3 separate regions of the Homo sapiens genome follow, and all the other regions are linked to region 3. Evidence: chromatin contacts called from ENCODE Hi-C or POLR2A ChIA-PET data. All regions are on one chromosome and are shown on one strand. The core of a region is the stretch at or near the end of the contact, and the rest is flanking DNA. Distances in the headings are between cores, read along the strand shown. Region 1 has its middle 110 kb from the start of LINC00702. Region 2 overlaps LINC02669 (long intergenic non-protein coding RNA 2669). Region 3 overlaps LOC105376363 (a long non-coding RNA gene).

Region 1 (4,099 bases), core at 15-2,514, 360 kb after region 3:
GAGTCAGTTCCCAGGTGGGGGCCACAAGATCAGATGAGCCAGTTTATTGAGCTGGCGGTGGCAGCTGATCCATCAAGTGCAGGGGCTGCAAAATATCTCAAGCGCTGATCTTAGGAGCAGCGTAGAGAGGGTTAGAATCTTGTAGCCTCCAGCTGCCTGACTCCTAAATCATGATTTCCAATCTCGTGTGTAATTTCTTAGTTCTACAAAGGCAGTCTAGTCCCCAGGCAAGAAGGTGGTTTGTTTTGGGAAAGGGCTGTTAATAGTTTTTGTTTTGAACTATAAACTATAAACTGGCCAGGCATGGTGGCTCACACCTGTAATCCCAGCATTTTGGGAGGCTGAGGTGGGCAGATCACTTGAGGTCAGGAGTTCAAGACTAGCCTGGTCAACATGGTAAAACCCCATCTCTACTAAAAATACAAAAATTAACTGGGGCCAGGTGGTGGGTCCTGGCTACTCAGGAGGCTGAGGCAGGAGAATCGCTTGAACCCGGGAAGTGGAGGTTGCAATGAGCCAAGATGGAGCCACTGCACTCCAGCCTGGGCAACAGAGCAAGACTCTGTCTGGAAAAACCAACCAACCAACCAACAAACAACAAAAAAACCACTATAAACCAAGTTCCTCCCAAAGTTACTTCAGCCTACACCCAGGAAGGAACACGGACAGCTTAGAGGTTAAAAGCAAGATGGAGTCAGTTAGGTTAGATCTCTTTCACTGTCTCAGTCATAATTTTGCAAAGGCCATTTCAAAGTGACCACTAAAAGGAACTGGGATTGCAGGGTGCAGAGATTCAAACACAGTGCTGGGACCACTCTCTTCTGGATTTGACTCATGCGTGAGAGGAATAAACCTATACATTTTACTTAGCCACCTGCTTTTCGGAATTTGTGGGCAAGCTAGATTTTACCGAATGCAGACTAACCTGCTCCAACTCAAACAAAGAACCAGCTTTTAAAATTGTGGTTTATTATATAGGTTGTAATGTTTTGTCTTCTAGAATCTGCAGACACAAACAACCCATACGCTTCATTCCACAATTCACAGACCGTGGTCATTAGCAAAAAAGGTCAGAGGGAAAATTCATGGGCCTTATCAGAAAATTATTAGCCTGATAGATCAATGCTGTGTTTGAAGTATTCTAATGTAATCAACTGCCTCTGCAAAGTGAACAAAAGGAGGCCATTATGCAAATAAGAACCATTCATTTCAGAGGAAGGAGCTTTGGTTTCCTGGTACAGAGTCAACAAAATGAGGAAGCTGCGAAAGCCCTGGCTCATGTAGTTAACCTTGGGTCACTGTACCCTCCAGCCTCAGCACAGTTAATCCATGAATACTTGCAGTCAACAGCCTCTAAAGGTCACCAGACTCTGAAGTCCAGTTACTATTTGTTACCAAGTTTACAATTCAGAATTTATAGGAAATAAATATGTAGCCTGCATCACTAATGTGCCAAGCTTTGGGACAGGTTTCTTTCTAATTAGATCTCTGAAGGATTTTCCTGAAGGAGTCCCTCATGCTCTTGATTTCATCAACAGGCACTGTGCGGAAGCCCCTCCACCATGATGGTTTTGCTCAAGAAACCTTCATCTTGCAAAAGACAAAATGACAACAAATTCCGTTCCAAGATGCCAATTGGCTTTATTGACATCCTAGAATCAGGCAGCACTATATTCTCTAAAATGGAATATGTGTTCCAATGAACTGAACACAGGAGATTGGCTTTACAGATAGAAAAAGGGCTGAAGAAAGAGAAACAAAGAATAAAAAGTGTATTGGGTGCTTCCAAGTTACTTTCCTTGTAAGCCACTGTGTCAGAGGCATTTGAACCACAGCGACTCCATCTTGAGTGAGGACTAGGAAAACGAGGCTGGGACTTGCTGAGCTGCATTTCCAGAAAGTCAGGCATCCTTAGCTTCTAGATGTTTATTAAGCAGACCCAGACTCGGGAGTGTCTAGATATCCCGATATCTGGAGAACAAAGGCATTCCTAATTTTGCTTTAAAGATAATAATATCGATTCTTGCAAAATATAGTAATTGAGAAAATTAATCCTTTATCACAAACCCTTGTAGCAGAGCTTATCTCTTCATGATCTTTTTTATCCTACATATACAAGTATTGTACCTAGGGTGGACACATTCCTCCTCTTACTTTCGGGTCTGTCCTACTCTGTCTGTGGAGTAGCCGTATTTTCACCACTTTACTTTCTTAATAAACTTGCTTTTACTTTGCACTGCAGACTCACCCTGAATTCTTCCTTACGCGAAATCCAAGAACCCTCTCTTGGGGTCTGGATCAGAATCGCTTTCCTGTAACAACTGGGGCCAGAAAGAAGAAACAATAGAAAAACTGATGAGTTCACATGATGTGACTTCAGATTAAGGATTTAAACACAGGGAACTTCATTATCCTGCCCATTGAAGACTAAACCTGTCCTGTTCAGGAAGTTAGGCTATCTCTCTCCTGGTTCCTCAGAGGGCAGAGAACTGCTCAGTTTGGGTTTGGGTTTGGTAAGCCTGGGTGACCCCACTATGATTTGTCTGGTCTGTTGCGATCGCAGGAGTTTAGTCCAAAATAATGGCCTCAAATTTTGTTGAACAATCTATACGGAAAGCAATATCCACCTCTGAACATTTCACAAAACACATCAGTGTAAAGTGTTGAGAAATCTTTTTAACTTAAAAAAAAAACAAACAAAATCTCAAGATTTCACAATGTTTTTTGATTCTGACATCTCTCCCTCTCCCACCTCCATCCCCTTCACTCAAGGTGCACCTATCAATAGCTTGAAAAACACAAGTGTGGGATAGGCTGTTTTGGATCATAAAGTTCTGCTCAAAGGGTGAATCCATTAGCCACAAGTCACTGGAGCTACTGTCTGCAATGACAAATTTGTTTCCACTAATTGAGAAGCCAGTAAAGGCATCAACTACAGATGTAAAATTTTCTTCATGTACAAGAAGGGGGAAAAAACAGTAACTCCACTGTGGCACTACCACTTTGCACTTGCTATTTATGGGATGGTTTTCTTCACAAGGAAAAAAAAAAGTACAAGTGGGAGCATTGGCAACTGTTAATTACAATGAGATAATGATCATTCGATAAGGAAAGAAATGGATTATGAGTCAAAAAATAAATATTGTGGAATCTGCGTGTAACACAATGTTTATTTTGGCACTTTGACTCTCCCACTAAATGATCTACGGGCAAAATTCAGTTGCAGACCTGCGATCGGGGGCTCCATGCCCCTATGACTTGTGCTGTCTAGATGGTGAGAGACGCTGAGAAGCGACCGCAGGAATCCCATCCTAGAGTGGTGGCCTCCTCTAGAGTGGTGAGACCTGTGACTGACTTATTCTAACCAATGCAGCGGCAGGGATGGCAGGTCCTTGTCTTGATAGAACAGCTGCTTCTGTGGCAGGGATGTGGTACAGCTGCCACAATATCATCATGTCTGTGATATGAGAGATCGAAATAGACACCCCTATATCGACAAACATGGACCCTAAGCTAAAGGGAACGGAGTTACCTATGTCTCAAAGGTTCAGAGCCTGGCTGGTGTGGCAAATTTCCAAATTTACACAGGTACAAAACAAACCACACTCGCTAAGCTCCCTCACAATGGTTGCTATCAGACCCCTCAAAGCTCTGATTTGCAACCCAGACCACTACCATTCTGATAGCTTTACAAACATTCTTTTCTGATAAACAATGGCAGACTTGAAGGCAGCTTCAGCAGCTTATAGAGGCTGTGCACAAACTGTTTTTGTTTCCTGCAGTTCATCTGTTGACATAAAGGGCTAATCCCACCTCATTTTAATGCTGAAACCCTGCCCCAAAGTGAACACGGGATGTATGTTACATACACATTCACCCATTGCACATGCGTTCCACTCTCCTCTTAAATATGTATAGCTTTTCCCCCAAACTTGCAGACCATGTGTGAGTCTATTGTGTAATAAGACCCCATGAGGCATAAAACCAACCCCTTCCTTCCTTCCTCAAAGAGAGAGCACCTTTGCCTCATTCTACGTAGTTCCTGCTGGAGTCTCCTGTGGTTGTGGTTGGGTCGTCTAAATTACTACAAAGAGCAAAA
Region 2 (4,400 bases), core at 39-2,538, 300 kb before region 3:
CTCCACCTCCCGTGTTTATGCCATTCTCCTGCCTCAGCCTTCCGAGTAGCTGGGACTACAGGCGCCCACCACCATGCTTAGCTAATTTTTTGTATTTTTAGTAAAGACGGGGTTTCACCGTGTTAGCCAGGATGGTCTCGATCTCCTGACGTCATGATCTGCCTGCCTCGGCCTCCCAAAGTGCTGGAGGCCGTGAGCCACCAGCTACAGGCGTGAGCCACCGTGCCTGACCTCGACTTTGTTCTTAAAAATGTAAAAATATCTATTTTTTTGCAGTTTTCCCTTTTGGCAATAAAAGTATCATTATATATTAGGTCTTTAATATATATAATGCCATTAATAGATATAGACTTTATTAATGAATGTTAGAATATATAATGTGTGTGTATATTATATATTCTAACATTCAGTGTATATATATATATATACACACACACACATTATATATTCTAACATTCAGTGTATGTATATAAATATACACACACATTGTATACTCTAACAGTCATTAATAAAGTCTATATAGAATGAAAATTATGACATTTAGGTTCTTACTGACTGAAGCCATTTTAAATATTAGATGTTAGTGTAACTTTTTTGATTGTTCACAGACTATTCAATGTCTGAAGTTGTTTTACTATCTTCAAGGGCAAAATAAAATTCTTTGTACACTTGCTTGAGTTTTCTTTGTTTACCTTGAGGATGAGCTGGTGAAGACTTAAAGGCAAATTGAATGCATCTGGTTTCAGATCCAATGAGTGCAGCTCACAGAGGGTTTTCTTAAAAAGGCATTTGTATCTTTTGTAGAAGCACATTGGAGATCTTTCACAAGCCCTTGAAGAAGTCAGGAATAAAAAGTTGCAACTTCCCCGGGAGAGAGCAACTCTGACCCTAAAAGTTAACGTTACATCCCAAACGTGGAAAACAGGAAATTTCAGATGGGTTTTGGCAAAACACATAGTGCCACTCCTTCTCTTGGTGTGCTAAGTTTTCCCAAGTCTGTGTACTCCTTATAGCGCAGGAATTCTCCAAAGGCCAACATTTCAGTTCCAGAAAGAGAAATAGAATCAACGGCAACAACAACAAAACAACTTTACCAAGAGCAAGCAAATTGCCTCGTCTTGGTGACTCCTCTGCAAAACTGCAAATTCCACCCCCGTGCGGCGGGGCAGGACATCTCCCAGACAGCTGGGGACACCCTTTCCAGCGGGAGCGGGAGGCGCTGTTGTTCAGGAAAGGAAGTTGTGTGTTTGTGAATGAGCGCACTTTGTGGTTCATGTGTTTGGGCAGGACAAACTACACCACAGGGTTGGGCGGGGCTGTGTGTGCTGGGCACGTACGCTTCTTTGTTTTGTCAGCTTCCCGAGAGATCAGGGAGAGCATAGATATATCCCTTTTTCAGTTCAGAGGAAAACACCTAACAACAACCTCAACAAACACAACAACAACAGCAAAAGGACGAAGCGTGAGCCAGAAATTCCATCTGCGTGAGTATGCTGGGAAAAGCCTGGCGAGGAATCCTGGTTGGTGAAAAACAGATTCGGTGCTTATTGTTCTGCTCTGTAAGTCACCAAAGAAATGTGGGCGTGTGCTGCTGGAAAGAAAATAGACTTCCACAAAAAGTATGAATCACTTTTGTTAATTGTCAAAGAAAATATATATTAAGTGATTACTTAGCTTCTGGAATTAAAACAAAATGAAAACAAACAAGCATCCTCTGTCTCTCAATACTTTTAAAACTGAAGATGGCAAAATAAGGCAAACCAAAGCCACCAGTGCATCTTGGCATGGTCAGCAGAGGAGGGCAAGTTTTCTAAAACCTTAAAAAGTATCTTGGTGTCATGAGCCTTAGAGTTATTTGAAATGCAGTTATGTGAAACCCCCCTCTATCTTTCATGAAGCCTCAGAAAGGAGTCCAGGGAGCCGGGGTTTGTGGAAGTTAGAATTTATCTGATGATCCAGAGCTGCTTCTCCCCCACGATAGGTCACCGTGAATCGGAGTATTTTGTGGTTGGCCTTTTCAAACAGGCAAGCATTTGGTGGTTTGTCTTTTGTTTAATTTGTTACCAGATCACACAAGATATTTTTCAACAGAATTTCAGAAAGCATCTTGGGAAATCCACAAAAATGGGCTGAGTCATCTAACCAGAAACAGTCCACACCACATCTGACTCTGAATGCCTGGCTTTTCTTTCTTTGGGGAGAAAGTTCTCAGCATCAGTTGGATGAAAGGGCAGGGAAGTCGAGATTGATTTGGGGTTTACAGGGACATAAAGAGAAATTACCAGCCCCAGACTCTGAAAATTTTTAAGGTATCAGAAAAGTGCTTGTGATAGAACCTGATGATTGCTTTTGGTGCCTGGGATGGTTATTAAGGGTCAAAATAATGTGGAGATGCCATCATGGAAAAGTGACTGTGATATGAATCTGTTGCTAAAAATGATGATTTCAAGGAGCAGAATGACATTCCATCCACCTATGACACGCACTTCACATTTGGTTAAGGGTTAGGCCAAGAGCTTTTTTTCTTTCTTTCTTTCTTTCTTTCTTTCTTTCTTTCTTTCTTTCTTTCTTTCTTTCTTTCTCTCTCTCTCTCTCTTTCTTTCTTTCTTTCTTTCTCCCTCTCTCTCTCTCTCTCTCCTCTTTCTTTCTTTCTTTCTTTCTTTTTGTACAGCTCTTGCAGCTCTAAACCCACAAAGCAGGTTAGGTTTCCTCTGGCCTGTGACCTAATCTTTAGTATTAGAGGAGGCACTGATTTGTTTGCTCTGATGTAAGCCCAAAGGGAATTTGGCTTCTTGATTTATAACAGGATTGGGTTTCAGGCCTCTAACAGTTAAAACCGGTCTTCAGCAGAGACTCAAGCAGGGGGAATGAAAGTTACACAGTGCGTGGATTAGTCCTTTGGTGTTTTTGACACAGTTTCTTTTCATAGGAGAATCTTATTTCAAATAGGGAGGCGTTTCCCCGTTTTAGAAAATGCTTGTGAAATGCATGACTCATTACGCCCTTGCAAAGAGCCAAAAAAAGTTCTGCAGAGTCTAGGACAGGACTAAACCGCAGCTAAGTCTAATATTTCAGTCTTGCTGAAACAGCTGTTCCCACTCGGGTCCGAGAGCGGGTGGGAGTAGAGATGGTGTGTGGGGGGGTCCCCACTTCAGTTCCCCAAAGCATCAGCTGCTCCCTGTCTTGAACAGAATCAGCTCCAACAGGGAGAGGCTTGGACATGCCCGCCATTGACGCTGCCAGGCCTCGAACTCTCCTGAGAGTTGGATTTTTCCCAGTCTGTGCTATCTCACTCTTATTTGAGGAATTTGAGTCAGAGCAAAATGTGGGCAGAGAAGGAGAAGGAACACCAACACCTCAATTATTGAGGGAAAAGACGTGCAGGTTTTCTGTAGCAGTGAACCTGAAGGAAGACACTGCTTTGTGTCTGGCTCCCAAAGAAAAAGGCCAAGTTGATCTTTCCTGTGAAACAGCTGAAGGTACCACCTTGAAAACTGGATGTTTTCCCAACTGTGGGCCAAGTTTCAGCTTGAATACAGTCATCCTCGGTATCCCTGGGGAACTGGCTCCAGCACACCCTCCCCACAACATCAGTGACTACCCAAATCCACAAAATGGTGTAGTGTTTGCATATAACTGATGCACATCCTCCTGTTTGCTTTAAATCATCTCTACATACCTTATATCTAATACAAGATAAATGCCATTGAAATAGTCGTTGTACTGTATTTTTTGTTTGTATTATTGTTATTGTTTTTTTTTTTTTTTTGAGATGGAGTCTTACTCTGTCACCCAGGCTGGAGTGCAGTGGTGCCATCTCAGCGCACTACAGCTTCCGCCTCCTGTGTTCAGGCCATTCTTGTGCCTCAGCCTCCCAAGTAGCTGGGACTACAGGCATGCACAACCATGCCGGGCTAATTTTTGTACTTTTAGTAGAGACAGGGTTTTACCATGTTGACCAGGCTGGTGTCGAACTCCTGACCTCAAGTGATCCACCTGCCTTTGCATTCCAAAGTGCTGGGATTACAGACTTGAGTCACCGTGCCGGGCCGTGTTATTTTGTATAGTTTGTTCCATCTGCGGTTGGTTGAATCCACTGATGTGGGACTCCAGTATATGGGCAGCGGGCTGTGTGTCACTGGCCCCGTGTTAATAGGTACCTGTGTTTTCCTATTTGCTGTTATGTCAACAAAAACCGAGAACAATCCCTTCTAAGGGTGACTGCTTTTAGCTTCAAAATCAAGAACACTAAAACTCCAGCATCCATAGGAAAGTATCGCACGGACTTAACCATATCATCTTCCTGAGAAATGGATGGAGGCCAGGTGTGCTACCCGTCACTGAGCTTTATCCGGGGAGAGAGAACCAGGTGAGTATTGCCAGGTGGTGTTGGAAAGCAA
Region 3 (4,077 bases), core at 411-2,910:
GTGCCTGCCACCCAACCCAATAGTTAGCATGTGAACGTCTTGCTTGAGATCAGCTTCTGGGTGTAAAAATAAATTTAAATATAGAAAATTCAAATAACACCCATTCATTTATCAAAGATCTCAAATGTTCTATGATCAAGGCAAAAATCTAGTAGCCAAACAGAGGGTTCCCTAGCTGGTTTGACAGCCACACAGAAGGATGGTTTGTACACAGCCACTATTTTTCTAGAAGCCAGGGTAGCTTATGTTTGGGACATATATAAAATACAAGGTAAAGGCTCTTTGATTTGGGGAGGGATGATGGGAGGGGAAATAAAGGCATAAACATGAAGTAACAAGGGAAGTCAAAAATTCAGGTAGATAAGGCGAGAGCTGACGCTGTTGCAATCCATTCTTCATTCCCCATACGTGAGTTGCCTGAGGTTTCTGAGGTCACAGAAGCTGTGATGAACATGATTCAGTAGGAAGCAAGCAGGAATAGGAGCCAGAATCCTGAGTTCTCCTCTCAGCTCTGATGCTGACACTGTGATCTTATTATGTAAGATTAAATAAAAATCGTGTTTTAGACACGTAGGCAGAGAAAAAGTCACCATGCTGAAATTGGCCAAGGGACTGAACAGAACCTGTTGCGTAGGATCTTTTCATGATTCTAAGTTCTACAGGAGTTAGACACAATATCTGAACGGTCTCAGGTCTCTATCTTTAAGATACTAGAACTCAGGATTGAACTGGAATTTGAAGCAGAATACTCTGTTTGCTGAGTGCTGAGTTCTGCCAAGAGATAAATTTTTCTCCAGCCTCTGCAGACAGAGGCACCCTGAGCTCCTGGGATCTGGGGCAGCAGCCTCAGGGCTGTCCTGGATTTGAACGGCAAGTACAGAATTGCACCCATCCTCTCAGTAAACCTGAGCAGTAGACATCCCCATGCCCACTTTAGAAAGAGGGAGGTTAAAGCTCCCATGTGTTAATCAGTTCTCATGGTTAGAAACTTCTGGAGCTGGCATTTGAGAGATCTGTTGGACTCTGAAGCACATCTGTCTTCTCATTTAAGCCCTGTTCTAGGCATTTGCCCATACAGGGTGTGAGACTGGGCTTGTCAGTAACGTCCCTGCACTTGTAGAAACAGGACAGAAGAGGCTGCTGGCATGGGCCACCACACAGGCAATGGGCTAAGAAAGAACAGTCAGGATGCAAGAGAGAAATTTCTCCGAGTTCATAACCAGCCGATTGTGCAGGTGCAAACTTTGTGATCTGTGCACACCAAAGATCATTTCCGTATTTGCCTTGTAGCTGCCACTGTTGTTGTTTGCTAGGGAAAGGTGATAGTCCCTTGAAAACCTGTTCTGTTGCCCTGAGGCCACTTGATATCCAAAGTTTTCTTCATCCCTCAACCACAGCAAGCACTGACCCTCACAGTGACAGAGTGTGGGCAATGCACTCTGCACTCCTGAGTTACACAAATAAGGATTGATTTGATCGTTTCAAAACAAGGAGGTCACTGCAAAATTCAACAAATGCTCAGTAATGCCATTTTCTTCGCTGAGAGCTCCTCCTCTGCCAGCAGTACATGTCCCTCTCTAAGAAAAGGACTCTCAGAAGTGGGCAGATCGTAAGAGCTATGACTGATGATGAAGCAAAGATGAAAATCGTCTTCATGACTTGCATGTGCAGCAGAGGAAACCACAAGTTATTCCCTGCAAGCCGGAAGCGGGCGGATGTTTTCATGGCCAAAGCCAGCAGTCCCCATTTCTGTCTGTCATATTTTAGGGTAACTTGATGGAAGAGAGGGAGCAGGTGGCAGGGACAGCAAAGCACAGGCACCTTCTAGAAACAGTGAAGGGCTCAAGACATCCTGAGAATGCCAACTGGGTGCATGTGTCTGCTTTTGACCCACCCCAGATCTTTCTGTTTCTGAGTCCTGTACACCTGCAACAAGGGTAGGAGGGTAGTTTTTTAAATCGTTTTCCCTGTTTTACAAAGAAGAAATTACAATTACAATCTGGATCCCATGGGGCTGTGACATACATCACCCACCTTTGTGCCAGGACTGGGGCTAAGCTCCTTGCAGATACAATTTTTAATCCTGACAATCTTCCAGCACATTTGCTATCCTCAACCCCAGTTTTACAAATGACAAACTGAAGCAGAGGGAGGTGATGAAGCAGCTGCATCATATTTGAACACAATTCTCCCAGTTAAAGGTGCATTTCCATGCATTTGCTCTTGAGAGCTCCTCACCAACTCGCGAATTTAGGAAGATGAGAATTTCTCCTTCAGATACGTAGTGTGTTGGCCCACATCACAGAGCTAGTAGGGAGCTGGGTTCTGGAACCCAGGCCTTTGAGCTTCGGTGCATTTAATTTGTTGCTGAGATCTGAATATTTCCTTGTGACTGATCATGAAAACGTGATGAAATGGAAAAGAGTTACTAAAAGGAATGGTGGACGTGGGACTGGAAACAAAACAACGTGCCTCTAAGTTAGCCATTGGGGTAAAAGTGGAGCGAGGTCAGAGGCTCGTCAGGACTGTACTGGGCACGGCCCTGGCCTCCTCACTCACTGCCCACAGCAGCCCTCCCAGGGGACTGCACTGGTGGAGGAGGGGCAGACCCAGTCTGCCCTCGGATGGGACGCAGGGATTCAAAGTCCATTTTTCCATCTGAAACACTGACTGCATCACACGTTACCTTTAACTGGAAAAAGACAACATGCACTTTGCAATGTTCTGCGTTAAGATGAATACATGATGAACAGTGACAGCTTAACTGTCTGGTTGACCTTGAAGAAAAAAAGACAACCATTCTGTTTTAATGTAGTCAAATAAACATCAAGTGGCTTGCAAGTAAAAAGCAGGAAAAGGCAGCACTTTGTGAAAAAGGAGGTTTGGGATTTGTAAACGTTTTAACGAGTCATCTGGGAAAACCCGAGGTGTGTCTCCTGTGCAAAAGACTCACATCCGGAATTACAAAGGTTTTGCATTTAGCACAGAAGTGATGCGTCGAAACACCCGATTGTTTAAATTTTAATGACAAACAAAAAACGTGCTTTAATAAGATTTCACTTTCATTTCCCTGAGTAGCTATGTTCTGGGGCCTGTGAATCTTCTTGGAGCATTAAATGCATTTGTCAATTTGGGGGGTAGCCTTTCAATTAATATGAAGTCAAAATAAAAGGACACTCACAGGTCCTTTCTTTCCCAGGTGGGGGTTCTTCCTGGTGTTGTACTATTGAGAACTGAATTGACAGGTGTGTGGACATCCCTGGTCATTGTCTTCTGCTGTCTAACCACGTCGTCTTTCCCATAGGCTTTCCATCTACTGAGAAAGGGGAGAAGGAAGAGAATGAAATGGAAAATGAGTGATTGGTCTTATGTAAACCCTTCTAGGCAAAACAGGAACCAGAGGGGGTCTGATATTTTGGATCAAATGAGTTGCTGGTTTTATTTAGAGATCCTGCTTAGAATTAATGCGTCCATGCTGTTGGAGAAGAGAGCAAAGTAGTGACAACATCAGGCTCATTGTTCATTCATTCATTCATTCATACATTGAGCATTCCTAGGGGCTGAGGAGTCAAGAGCCATTAAATTTTATCCAGTAATCTTCCCTTATCTGCGGATTCGCCTTTGGCAGTTCCAGTAGCCTGTGGTCAACTGATGTCCCAAAATAGGTGAGGTCTCAAAATAGGTGAATACAAGAAGAAATTTAGAGAGAGAGAGAGGAAGAGAGAGAGAAAGAGAAAGAGACCACATTCACATAACTTTTATTAGAGTATATTGTTGTAATTGTTTTATTTTATTATGTTATAGGTGATCTCTTACTGTGCCTAATTTATAAATTACACTTTATCACAGGTAGGTATGTATAGGAAAAATCATAGTATATATATATAGGATTTGGTGCTTCCATACTTTCAGGCATCCACTGGGAGTCTTGAAACGTGTCGCCCTGGGATAAGGGGGACAACTGTATGCACAATTCTTTGTCCAAAGGACTCATCCTCCAGGGAGGAAGGGAGAAGGGTGAAGATGCTCAGAGTACAGGTGGCCACTGGCTCTCCCAGGACATTCCATCCATTTCTG

Evidence for each region. A loop is a pair of places that touch in the nucleus more often than their neighbours do. ChIA-PET counts read pairs that join two places held with the same protein, here RNA polymerase II (POLR2A). Pooled maps may share reads with other maps.
Region 1: a map of B cell shows a loop between it and region 3 (5-fold over the local background). The contact joins two enhancer-like sites. A Hi-C loop is called at or near these places in 3 of 168 maps with a recorded cell type or tissue (B cell and naive thymus-derived CD4-positive, alpha-beta T cell), 20 of 37 single-sample maps with no recorded cell type and 12 of 50 pooled maps. POLR2A ChIA-PET finds 5 or more read pairs at or near these places in 13 of 52 experiments (H1, OCI-LY7, activated B cell and 8 more).
Region 2: a map of PC-3 shows a loop between it and region 3 (6-fold over the local background). The contact joins two enhancer-like sites. A Hi-C loop is called at or near these places in 34 of 168 maps with a recorded cell type or tissue (CD14-positive monocyte, Calu3, GM23248 and 22 more), 5 of 37 single-sample maps with no recorded cell type and 23 of 50 pooled maps. POLR2A ChIA-PET finds 5 or more read pairs at or near these places in 10 of 52 experiments (AG04449, AG04450, CD4-positive, alpha-beta T cell and 7 more).

Annotation. Positions count from the first base shown.
Region 1 is chr10:4,126,912-4,131,010 of GRCh38, forward strand. No RefSeq gene overlaps it. Among named protein-coding and RNA genes, the nearest start is that of LINC00702, 110 kb to the right of the region's middle. RefSeq lists an enhancer at 874-1,513 and a silencer at 1,252-1,452. Within about 2 kb of position 1,265, at least 7 of the 41 ENCODE cell types and tissues checked have a DNase peak (open chromatin) inside an H3K27ac peak, as active enhancers do.
Region 2 is chr10:3,466,308-3,470,707 of GRCh38, forward strand. All of the region lies in intron 3 of LINC02669 (long intergenic non-protein coding RNA 2669), which reads right to left. All of the region lies in intron 1 of LOC105376360 (a long non-coding RNA gene), which reads left to right. All of the region lies in intron 1 of LOC124902538 (a long non-coding RNA gene), which reads left to right. Among named protein-coding and RNA genes, the nearest start is that of LINC02669, 34 kb to the right of the region's middle. RefSeq lists an enhancer at 1,001-2,200. Within about 2 kb of position 1,289, at least 32 of the 41 ENCODE cell types and tissues checked have a DNase peak (open chromatin) inside an H3K27ac peak, as active enhancers do; they include CD14-positive monocyte and PC-3, where a contact is called at or near this core.
Region 3 is chr10:3,763,616-3,767,692 of GRCh38, forward strand. The region is part of intron 2 of LOC105376363 (a long non-coding RNA gene); the gene reads left to right. Among named protein-coding and RNA genes, the nearest start is that of KLF6, 20 kb to the right of the region's middle. RefSeq lists enhancers at 1-180, 2,207-3,406. Within about 2 kb of position 1,661, at least 6 of the 41 ENCODE cell types and tissues checked have a DNase peak (open chromatin) inside an H3K27ac peak, as active enhancers do; they include CD14-positive monocyte and PC-3, where a contact is called at or near this core.